Linked DNA regions of Homo sapiens: region 1 is linked to region 2. Evidence: read pairs that join two places in POLR2A ChIA-PET (ENCODE). Cell type or tissue: CD4-positive, alpha-beta T cell. All regions are shown on one strand. Links, peaks and the distances in the headings refer to the core of each region. The heading gives the core; the rest is flanking DNA. Region 1 overlaps RIPOR2 (RHO family interacting cell polarization regulator 2). Region 2 has its middle 70 kb from the start of RIPOR2.

Evidence for each region. ChIA-PET counts read pairs that join two places held together with the same protein. Peaks named below come from ENCODE experiments on the same cell type or tissue, not always from the same donor. Only the 100,000 strongest peaks of a DNase experiment are listed, where the experiment ranks them.
Region 1: POLR2A ChIA-PET joins it to region 2 with 5 read pairs; 8 of 35 experiments call an interaction of 5 or more read pairs at or near these places.

What each region holds. Positions count from the first base shown.
Region 1 is chr6:24,832,319-24,837,703 of GRCh38, forward strand. It overlaps RIPOR2 (RHO family interacting cell polarization regulator 2), which reads right to left. Exons shown (of 22, transcript NM_001286445.3): 15 at 3,385-3,553; 16 at 1-73. Among named protein-coding and RNA genes, the nearest start is that of ARMH2, 36 kb to the left of the region's middle. In CD4-positive, alpha-beta T cell, for the core only: no CTCF peak of the experiment used is centred there; no DNase peak of the experiment used is centred there; H3K27ac peaks cover 321 bases.
Region 2 is chr6:25,003,564-25,008,948 of GRCh38, forward strand. It overlaps a transcript of RIPOR2 not described here. Among named protein-coding and RNA genes, the nearest start is that of RIPOR2, 70 kb to the left of the region's middle. In CD4-positive, alpha-beta T cell, for the core only: no CTCF peak of the experiment used is centred there; DNase peaks (open chromatin) are centred at 3,178 and 3,828; H3K4me3 peaks cover 797 bases; H3K27ac peaks cover 2,654 bases.

The DNA of each region.
Region 1 (5,385 bases), core at 108-5,107, 170 kb before region 2:
CTTGGATCTGCCTAGAAAGCTTCTCTAAGAGACTTCTTGCCACAAATGGGGTTTTGCTTGAGAAAACAATTTGCTGGTAAAACAAACAAAACTCCTGTTTCAATTATGTTGTTTTCAGTAGAGCTTTCTCTACCCAGCCTCATCCTTCCTGAATGTGGTGATGATACTAAATAAACTCATGCGATGTTTTTCTTCCAGCTCGATAATGATCCTCATTCCATGCCAGTTACAACATCTGATGAAATCAGGCATGTTTTTGTTGCTTTGCATTTCTTCGTGTGTGCATAAATTCTGGAACTTTCTCAGTAGTAGGTCTACAAGGTTATTATAAAGCTGCTTTCCCTTTTATGTATTGTGAATCTGATCTTCCCCTTTGAAACGTGAGGGGCAGTTTAGGCTGTGTCTTGGTGTGTAAGCAGAAATAGATTTGTCTTACAAATGCAGTAATTTTTCACAGCATGGTTTTATTTTTGTGTGTGTGTTCAAGCTGAAAGTTAAGAGCAGGTTAAATAATAATGAGAATTACAATCAGAGCTGTCTCTTGATAACAAATGAGTGCTCACTATGTGCCAGGCACTGGTCTGAGTTCTGTATAAGTGTTAGCTTATGTTATTTCTCAAAACAACCCAATGAGGCGGGTCTTATTGATATCCCCATTTTACTGATGAGAAAATTGAGGCACAGAGAGGTTAAGTAACCTGCCCAAGGTCACATAAGTTGTAAGTGGGTTTATTTGTGTGCAGTTCACAAGAATGAGAAGACCTAAGAGAAGAAAGGATATAAGTCATTTGCTGCCCAATGGTTCTACTCCTTTCTGTGTCTCAGAGACCTGTCTCAATCACCTGGTAGCCATAGATGCAGAACACAGACCTGTACTACTATGCTGAATTGTTTAAAGTATTGGGACTCTAAAACAAATAGGATTTTCAAACCCAGCACTTTGGGAGGCTGAGGCAGGCAGATCACGAGGTCAGGAGATTGAGACCATCCTGGCCAACATGACGAAACCCCATCTCTACTAAATATACAAAAATTAGCCAGGCGTGGTGGTGCAGGCCTGTAGTCTAAGCTACTCAGGAGGCTGAGGCAGGAGAGTCGCTTGAACCCTGGAGGCGGAGGCTGCAGTGAGCCAAGATTGTGCCACTGCACTCCATCCTGGGTGACAGAGTGAGATTGTCTCAAAAAAAACAAAAACAAAAACAACAACAACAAAAAAACAAAACAAAGTCTAGTGCAGCAATTATGTACTAACACCCTTCCTGTGAGTAAATACAATAGCAATGAACTGCTTTATTTTGAAAATAATTGTAGTGATTATGATTCTTAGAAAATGCACATCTTTATCTCTCTGTGGTTATATAACTAATAAGTAAGCTCACACATGAATCAACGCAAGCCAGAAGGTAAGTTTCTAAATCTCATTCCTTCAATCTACATCTTTGTATCCACCTCTTCTGTTTTTGTACCATTGCTCATCCCCACAGAAAGGATGAATTGTTATAATCATGGCCTTATTACCGAGAGAAACACTGCATTGACTGCTTGCACTAAAAGCATGCCAATTAGTCTTTGCGAGAAAACAGTCACTCCTTCAAAGATAAGAATTCTCTTATGTCTCACAAAATAGCTATTATTCTCTAAAAGAGAAACAAGTGGTTTGCTTGGCATAGTATCAGGCTCAGCAAGGACAAAGAGCTGTCTCGTTCAAATGGTTGGTGAGTAGAAAATAGTCATACATAAATAAAAATCCCTGTCTGTTTTGATCAGAAAAAAAAAAAACTGCACATTCTACCAGATTGGTTATCAGTCTCATGGTTTGTGAGACCTTTGTGGTTTTTGACCTCAAAACTCAACAGAAGAGTTCAACTAAGTGTTGGCTAACCAAGTGGCAGGAGTTATAATTGCCAACCAGTCTCCCACAGCACACAGTTGTCTGAGGCTTCTCTGATGCTCTTCATCTATGGTGGAGAAGCATATTCTCCTACATCTCATCACATGTCTGTTACCAAGGAGGCAACACTGCCCCTCTGCTGGGCTCCCGAGGGACCCCTAGCTCCTCACCCTGACTCTTGTCTTCCAACAGGTTCTGTGCTCTTGGGTTACCATTCCTCCTCCTTCTGCACCCTTCCTGCTTGGCTGATCCCCTTGACACTTTTTCTTTTCTTTTCTTTTTTTAATGAGGCCTTGGCCTCCCAAAGTGCTGGGTTTGAAAATCCTATTTGTTTTAGAGTCCAAATACTTTAGACAATTCAGCATGGTAGTACAGGTCTGCGTTCTGCATCTATGCCTACCAGGTGATCGAGACAGGTCTCTGAGAGACACAGAAAGGAGTAGAACCATTGTCACCCAGGCTGGAGCGCAGTGGTGCCATCACAGCTCACTGCAACCTCTGCCTCCTAGGCTCAAGCAATCCTCCCACCTCCGCCTCCTGAGTAGCTGGGACCATAGGCCTGTGCCACCACACCTGACTAATTTTTGTATCTTTTGTAGAGATGAGGTTTCACTCTGTTGACCAGGCTGGTCTCAAACTCCTGGGCTCAAACAATCTTCCTGCTTTGACCTCCCAAAGTGCTGGGACTATGGGCCTGAGTCACTGCGCCTGGTCTGGAACCATTTTATTAGCTTCTGCATTCTCTTCCTGTTCCACATACACCCAAGCAAGCTGGGAGAAGAATGATATTAGAAGAAAAGCAACCAGGCAAGGAGAAAGCTCTTAAGTAGATGCTTGAGGAAAAATGCTTTGTTCAAGACAGCTGAAACCCTTCCTGCAACAAAAGAATTTAAGAACATTTTGCTCCACTGTTGAAAAACCTTAAGTGGTAAACAGCTTGAGATGAGAAGGAAAATTAGCTCTGTGGTGTCCCAGAATGAGAGCTAAATGGTGATGATGATGGCCTAGAGAATTATATCTTAGCATTGCTAATAAGAATTACTTATTCAAGGTCCAGGAGACTGTGGTTAGATTCTTTAACACTTTCTTTTAGCTATCCAGGTGGTGAAAAACTAATTCATTTGACATTCATGTTAATATATATTCAGCACTACTGGCTTTCAAACTCCATTGCAGATGGTGGAATACAAATGGCTTCCCCCCACCCCCTTAATCACATTATTCTCAGGTACTACCAAATGAGTCAAAAGTGAGAGCTAACCATATGCCACCTACTACTGTGAAGGTCTGGAGAGTTAGGTTCGAAGATGAAAAACCCAAGGTTGTAGAGGGATGGGCAGGCCCATCAGAGTTTTTGACTTGGCTCAAACCACAGCAAGACTGTTCTCTTATTCCTGAATTCTCATTTCCCTGGCAACACTAAAAAATGAAAGCACACTTCCTGGTATGTAAATCACCTGGCATCTCAAACACAAATTCATCGCTGATCCTACCTGCACGAGTTGGGTGCAGTACTGGAGGTGCCTGACGATGGTGATGTCCAGGCTCTCGTTGCCTGTGGTCAGTGGGAGAGGACTTCCTGCCACACTGGTCCCAACTCCTGTGTCTTCAGTGAGCGCTTCACTGAGATGCCCCCTGGCTTCTGGGTGAACCGACCTGTAACTATTGAAGGTGGGCAAAACATTAGCTATTCTTTTTCTGTGCACAAACCACAGGTCAAGTCCACATGGTTTGCATCGGGCCCCAACAGCACCCACTGAAAACAGTCTTTCACTTGCCTATCTTGAAAAATAGAGACACCTTTAAAAAATTACTTAATTCAGCCTGGTCACCAAATTGCCTAGTGTTAAAAGGACATGCAAACAAATTGCTTTCAAAGTTCTTTCTCTACTTTTTAAGCCTAATGAACCACTTATGAAGTAGTTTCACCCAGAAGTCTTTGAAACATGCCCTCATTTTGAATGTGTTGCACTTTCCTGCTCTGTTGACAGGGTGATCTGCCAAATTTTCTGGAATTAAATTGTCCTCTATATTTGTGGTTTCCCAAAGGCAATACCATTAAGAAATAATCTGCCAAGGTTTTTTCCTGGCCTCAGATCAACTGCTACTTGAATAAAAGGAAAAAGGAAAGCTGCCAAGAAGAGAGACATGATGTTCTACTCTGGACAAAAGTTAAAAAGGGTGTTTGAATATTCAGAGGAATCGCTTAGTTCTGCCTCTGACGTTTTGTTTAAACCCCCTTGTTGAACTGTATGAAGTTATATCATGGTAGGCACCTACATTTAAAAAAATCTCTTGCATTGATTATCTAATTTTATTCATAAACTAAACCTGCGTACTAGGGAGGGTGGCAATAGTGGTCTTGTTTCACATGATTAGCAGAGATTTTGAGTGTCCTGGTTCACACAGCTAGACGGGACAGGGAAGATTTGGGCTTCTAGCCTCACACTCTCTGGTGTCCACAATTTAAAAAGATTAGCACCAGAGCTTAGAGGCTTTGAATGCTTTATTCTGATTCTGATTCACATTTGACTCCAAGGGGAAAACACTCAGTTTGTGTCTGGGCAGTCCACACATAGCAGCCAATACATATTTAAAATACACACACACACACACACACACTCTCTCTCTCTCTCTGTCTCTCTCTCTTCCCTAATACTTCTGATGACATATAATAAGATTGATCAAATTAGACATATTTAATATCAATGATGTATAACATTTATAAAACCTGTGCTTGTGATATTTTTTTGTTAAAATGTTTCTTATAGCAAGAAGAAAAAAAGTTTAGATTGATGCCTGACTTTGCTACATCCTGTAACAGCTTAAGGTAACAAGTATGCAGAAAAATTTTTGGATAAGAAGTATTTCACAAATTCTATCAAGCTAAAAAATATTAAGGCAGAACAATTTATTTTTATTATTTTTTTTGAGACGGAGTCTCGCACTGCCACCCAGGTTGGAGTGCAGTGGCTCGATCTCAACTCACTGCAACCTCCACCTCCCAGGTTCAAGCCATTCTCCCACCTCAGCCTCCTGAGTAACTAGGACTACAGGCGTACACCACCATGCCTGGCTAATTTTTGTATTTTTAGTAGAGACGGGGTTTCACCATGTTGATCAGGCTGGTCTCGAACTCTGACCTCAAGTGATTCACCCTCCAGCTTCCCAAAGTGCTGGGATTACAGGAGTGAGCCACCACTCCCGGCCTTATTTATTTATTTGAGAGAAGGTCTCGCTCTGTTGCCCAGGCTGGAGTGCTGTGGTACAATCTCAGCTCACCTTGACATCCTGGGTTCAAGCAATCCTCCCACCTCAGCCTCCCGCATAGCTGGGACTACAGGTGTGCACCACCACACCCAACTAACTTTTGTATTTTTAGTAGAGATGGCATTTTGCCATGTTTCCCAGGCTGGTCTTGAACTACTGAGTTCAAGCAGTCCTCTGGCCTTGGCTTCCCAAAGTGCTGGGATTATAGGCATGAGCCATCATGC
Region 2 (5,385 bases), core at 56-5,055:
GGACTACATGCGTGCACCACCACACCTGGGTAATTTTTCTATTTTTTGGTGGAGACGGGGTCTTACTATGTTGCCCAGTCTGGTCTCCACCTTCTGGGCTCAAGCTATCTGCCCACCTTGGCCTCCCAAAGTGCTGGCATTACAAACATGAGCCACCATGCCTGGCCTAAAATCTCCTTTAAAGGTAGCATTACCTCTTATTCCAAGCCTAACTTTTTTATATTTTCAGTAGAATGCGTTCCAGTCTTAGCTTTTCCAACAGGTAAGTGCAAACTTCAGATACTTACTTGTTCAAATAGTATTTTTGAATTCGTATGTTAAAAATAGTCTAATAAATCTGACCCCAGTTCAGTTATGACCATTTACCACTCTTCTTTCATTTGTCATGTCACTGTGTGAATAAAGTACAAATGGAAGCAGCTCTAGTGGTATTTTATATGTCCTAAACACACAATAGTGCATCTGGAGGGGATTTGAGCAGCCCACAGTGAAAAGGAGTAACTGAGTAGAAACAAACCAAGGGATATTATGGTTGTGACATGTTCATTGTCTCAACTTCCTGAGACTTATAGACAGTTTCTGAATACCTCAAAAAAGCACTAAATCTGGCTAAAATACCTAACAACCACAATGATACCCAAACTCAGTGAAAGATGGAAATTAAAATGGAATAACTCATAGGATCCGATTGTTGAATGATGGATATGGAAAAAAAGAACAAGGCACAGACAGGCTTTAGACCACCAAAGTCATGTAACTAAATATCACACAATCAGATGCAAGTTAAAAAAAGTCTCTGTATACCTCATAATCCCTACTGCTTGGTCACAGTGTAGCATTTCCACAGCAGTTCTCCTTGGCCTGGAGAGGGTAACAGCTTCTCCTTTATGTTCACCATTCACCCCCTGTACTGGATTTTTCTCCACCTTGTCGCCTCCTCTCCAGGTTTTCTCCTGCCAAGAAGGGAGATGAGTGCCTGCAAACAGCACTGATTTGACAGTAGCCAGCATCAGGACTCAAGAAGCCAGGGATCCCTGCTCAGCAGGCCAATCAGAGAGATCCCATTATGCAAGGGGCTGCTGAGGGACTATTTGTCCCGAACTGGAGGCAGAAAACTGAAGGATGCCCTTTTAGAGTTTGTATGGGTTGTTTTTGGAGAGAAGCCATGCCATTTTTTTGTTTTGTTTTGTTTTGTTTTACTGGCATCTAGTTTGTGTGTGTGTGTGTTTGTATGTATGTGTGCATGCGCACGTGTGTGCATGTAAATCTGCTGTCTTTGAAGGGAGACAAACATTTTTCCAGTTCCTTCCTTAAGGTACTTTAGTATTCTCACATTTTAATTCCCCATTGTTTTAATTCCAACCATCCAAATATGTTATGATCTGAATCAAAAGCTAGTACCCCAAATGTATTCAAATAGGCTACACACACACACACACACACACACACACACACACACACACACACACTCTGCTGTGTCATCCATTCTATTACCCCCAACATCATGGTATTAATTAGTGAATTCTTTCACCCTTAAGCTACAGCTGATAGCTTTGCACCAGGAGAATTTCTCTGCCTATTTCCCTATCTGGCAGAGCTAACAGGATTGGAGTGGCTACTCCTGCAGTAACACTTCACACTGTTGTGGTCACCAGAGGTTGAAGGAGGCCCTGGGGTTTTCATCTACGAGGCTGACTCTGACCGGGTTGTCCGTAGATTTAGACTAGGTTCCACCTTAATCAAACCAAATACAGCTCAAAATGTTTCTCCAGCAGATTACAAATCAATTTACCAGACAAAACTCCCCATTAATCCATAAGTGTCATAGAGCGACCTGCACAGACCTGCAGAGCATCTATACAACAATGATATTTTGTGTTCTGATTTTCCTACCTGTGCAATTGTAAAATATCCCTAAATAGCCGGTATTTATAAGTTTTCATTTGAAAGAAGCATAAGAAATCTATGTCTCATCTTAGTCAATGAAAAAAAATTATCCTTAACTGTGAACAAAGTCAGAGACATAGTCTCTCACAAGTGGGAATGAAGAAATTATGCAGGACCTATTTAGCTTCTGGTGAATGTGGCAGGTATTTCCAAGGGGTGTTTCAAAAATAAAATCCCTATGGAGATATATATATATATATATATATATATATATATATATATATATATATACATTTACCGATCAAAAGATATGCCATTATATACATCACCTTCTTCTCCTGTTTAACTTGACATTTTCTTCATGATCACTGAGCTCTGGGATCCCAGCCCTCCTACAATAGTGCTCTCCTGCCATGGTGACTCACTAACTTGTTCGTTTCAAAAGTGTTCTCAGATGATGAAAGCAATAGAACATTCAGAAAATAAAATAAAACTCTACAATTCTATGCCCAGCACAAAAGCTGCTCTAAGGTTTATATATTTCCTTCCAGGCTTTTTAAATTTTGAATCCTTACTTTAAAATATTTCTGTTAAACAGGCATGAGAAATCATTATAGGAAAATGAGACTACAACAGAAAATCATAAAAGGAAAACAATTAGAATACTCTCTAATCCCTCCACTCAGAAATAAATACTGTTAACATGTATACAGTTTTTCTTTCTCTTTCCATATACCAACACATGTTTTTAAAGGATTACTTTTCAATGCTCATGCCTCTTTCTGCCTTCATTCATTCGTTTATTCATTTGTTCAATAAACATTAATTGAGCACCTACTATAATACCAGCCAGCACTTTACTAGAGTTAAAACAATGCACAAAAAATGGCATGGCCTCTCATGGTTCTCATGATTCTTATAGTCTACAGGGGAAGATAGATCTCAAACAAATAATTACTACTTTTTCTTTGAGGAATAAATTGTATTTGTCTTCAGGCCTTAAAGTCTCATCTGTCTTTTCAAATCTCTCTTGCCACCTCACCCCCACAAATTCCAATCTCCCTCTGCTTTTGTTCATTATTAAACCTTCATCACAATTCAAGTGAAAGGTGTCCTGGAACTCTCTGTTCTTTTTTTGAAGAGTTCATCCCCTGTGTCCTCCAGGCACAGGTGAGTCACTGAGCTGGGAGGTGGCTCTGTGGAGTACGGACTGTACCACCAAGTGGCCTTGCACAAGTTTTTGATAACACCTACCAGAGCCACGAGAGTTCTGAGAATTCTCCCCACAGGAAGAGGAAGCATTTGGAATAGGAAGTAAGACTGAGCTGCCAAATATAGCACAGCTATATAAGAAGCCAGGTTGAGAAAGAGGAAACATGCACTCTTTTCAGCTGCCAGGCAGCACTTTGCTTTGGGGAAAAACAAACAAACTGTGCCATGGCTGAAAGCCTAGAGGAGCTGGAACTCAAATGCTGTGTGGTGTGCCTGCTGGGACCCTGTGGCTCTGGAATGGAACGCTGTGGGAATCCCAGTGCCAGGCTCTGGGAGGGTCTCTTGCTCAACCAAAAGCAGGGAGAGTTCTCCATAACCAAGGGCCTGCAGCAATTATTTGATTAACTTCACCAAGTTTCTGCTCTGTTTTCTGTTTTGGCTATGGTGACATGGACTTTTGTTATTATTATTATTAGTCTTCTTAATACTGCTGGAGAGAATGGCCAGTATCTTAATATCTTCAATAGATAAAGAAAAGCCTATTAAAGGCAAAATACCATGAACAGAGGCTATTCTGTGTCTACACGGTAAGCTGGATCTTCTAGTCCACCTGAGTAGTGGCCTGCTTCTCAGAGGAGGTAACTTCTCTGATATTGTTGGTCTTATCCTGTGGGTTGAAGAAGTGAGCACAAAGGACCTGCTGATTCATTTTCACATTCTCATCACTGACACTGCCTGCTCCACCACGGGCGCTCAATACTATGACAAATCCTCACTTGGTCAATTTTGTGAATGTGACATACTGAAAAATGTTACCATAAATAAAATGAGTGGGTTTTCCCTATGTACATAATAAGCAAGATATGATCAAATGAAGTTTCACTTTACCAATATGCAGGCAATTATTATCTTTATAATTGTTACTTCATTTTCCTTTGGCCTCTCTAAAAGTCCTGTGCTCTCTGACCTTATTCTTCTTCCCCAGACACCTTGCACTCTTGGCCCTTCCTTCCTGCCCTCCCCATCTTCCTTCTCGGTGATCTTAGGCACCCCCATGGCTTCAACTGTATCATCTCTGTCAATAACTCCACATTTACATCCATGCCCAGGCTTTTCTCCCCGGCCCCAGAGCTGTTCTTCCAACTGCTGTAGACATTTCTACATTGATATCCGGGAGGGACCTCAAACACAACATACCAACAAATAAGCATGCTGTAGCCCCACCTGCCCTCACCCCTAGTTTGCCCCCGACCTCTATTTCCTATCATGTTTAGTGGCATCATCCCAGGCAACCAATGCTGGAAACACTGGAAATACCTCCAATGAAAATGTCAAATGGAACTGTTTCTGCCTTATTTTTATTTTTTAAAAATATTTTAAAACTATTTTTATTAAAATCAGTAGTAAGAATCTGCCTCATGTTTTACTGTGATGCCAAGACAAGCATGGTAGCTGAATGATGGTCCCCCAAACACATCCACATGCTAGTCTCTAGAACTGCATGGTGAAAGGGACTTTGCAGATATAATTAAGTTAAGCATTTTTTTTTTCAACCATGTTGGTCAAGCTGATCTCGAACTCCTGACCTCGTGAGACACCCGCCTCGGCCTCCCAAAGTGCTGGGATTACAGGCGTGAGCCACCGTGCCCAGCTAAGTTAAGGGTCTTGAGATGGGGAGATGGCCCTGGATCATGCAGGAGGGCCTGATGTACTCAAAAGGGTCCCCATAAGAGGGGTCAGTCAGAGAAAGAGATGTGAGGACAGTGGCAAAGGCTGAAATGCTGTGGCCACAAGCGAAGGTGGCTCTAGAAGCTGGAAAAGGCAAGGAAACAGGCTCCAAGCCTTGAGGGGAATGCAGCCTTTGAGTTAAGCCTTGTAAGATCCATTTTGGACTTCTGGCCTATAAGACTTGGACTTCTGGCCTATAAAACATAATAAAATTACACTGTTTTAAGCCACTATATTTTGGGTAATTTGTTACAGTAGCAATAGGACACCAATACAATAAGAGATTTCAGATATGAAAGGGAGCAGGAGATGATTTCCAAAGAAAGTGGCCTCTCTGACATCTGCTCCAAGAATAAAAGTGGTAGAAATTGGTCAGGATGCCAAGGAAATTTGATGAGGAGATAGGCAAGATGATGGCTCTGGAGGAGCCATTGGCATTTGTGGGTCTCCTTCCATTCCCTCTAGGGAAGTGCCAGGGTTGAGAAGCACTGTTCTTGGCAGTTCAGCAGGTGCTACTTTCCACTTGGTATATTGGGAAACTAAGCAGGGAGAGGTCAA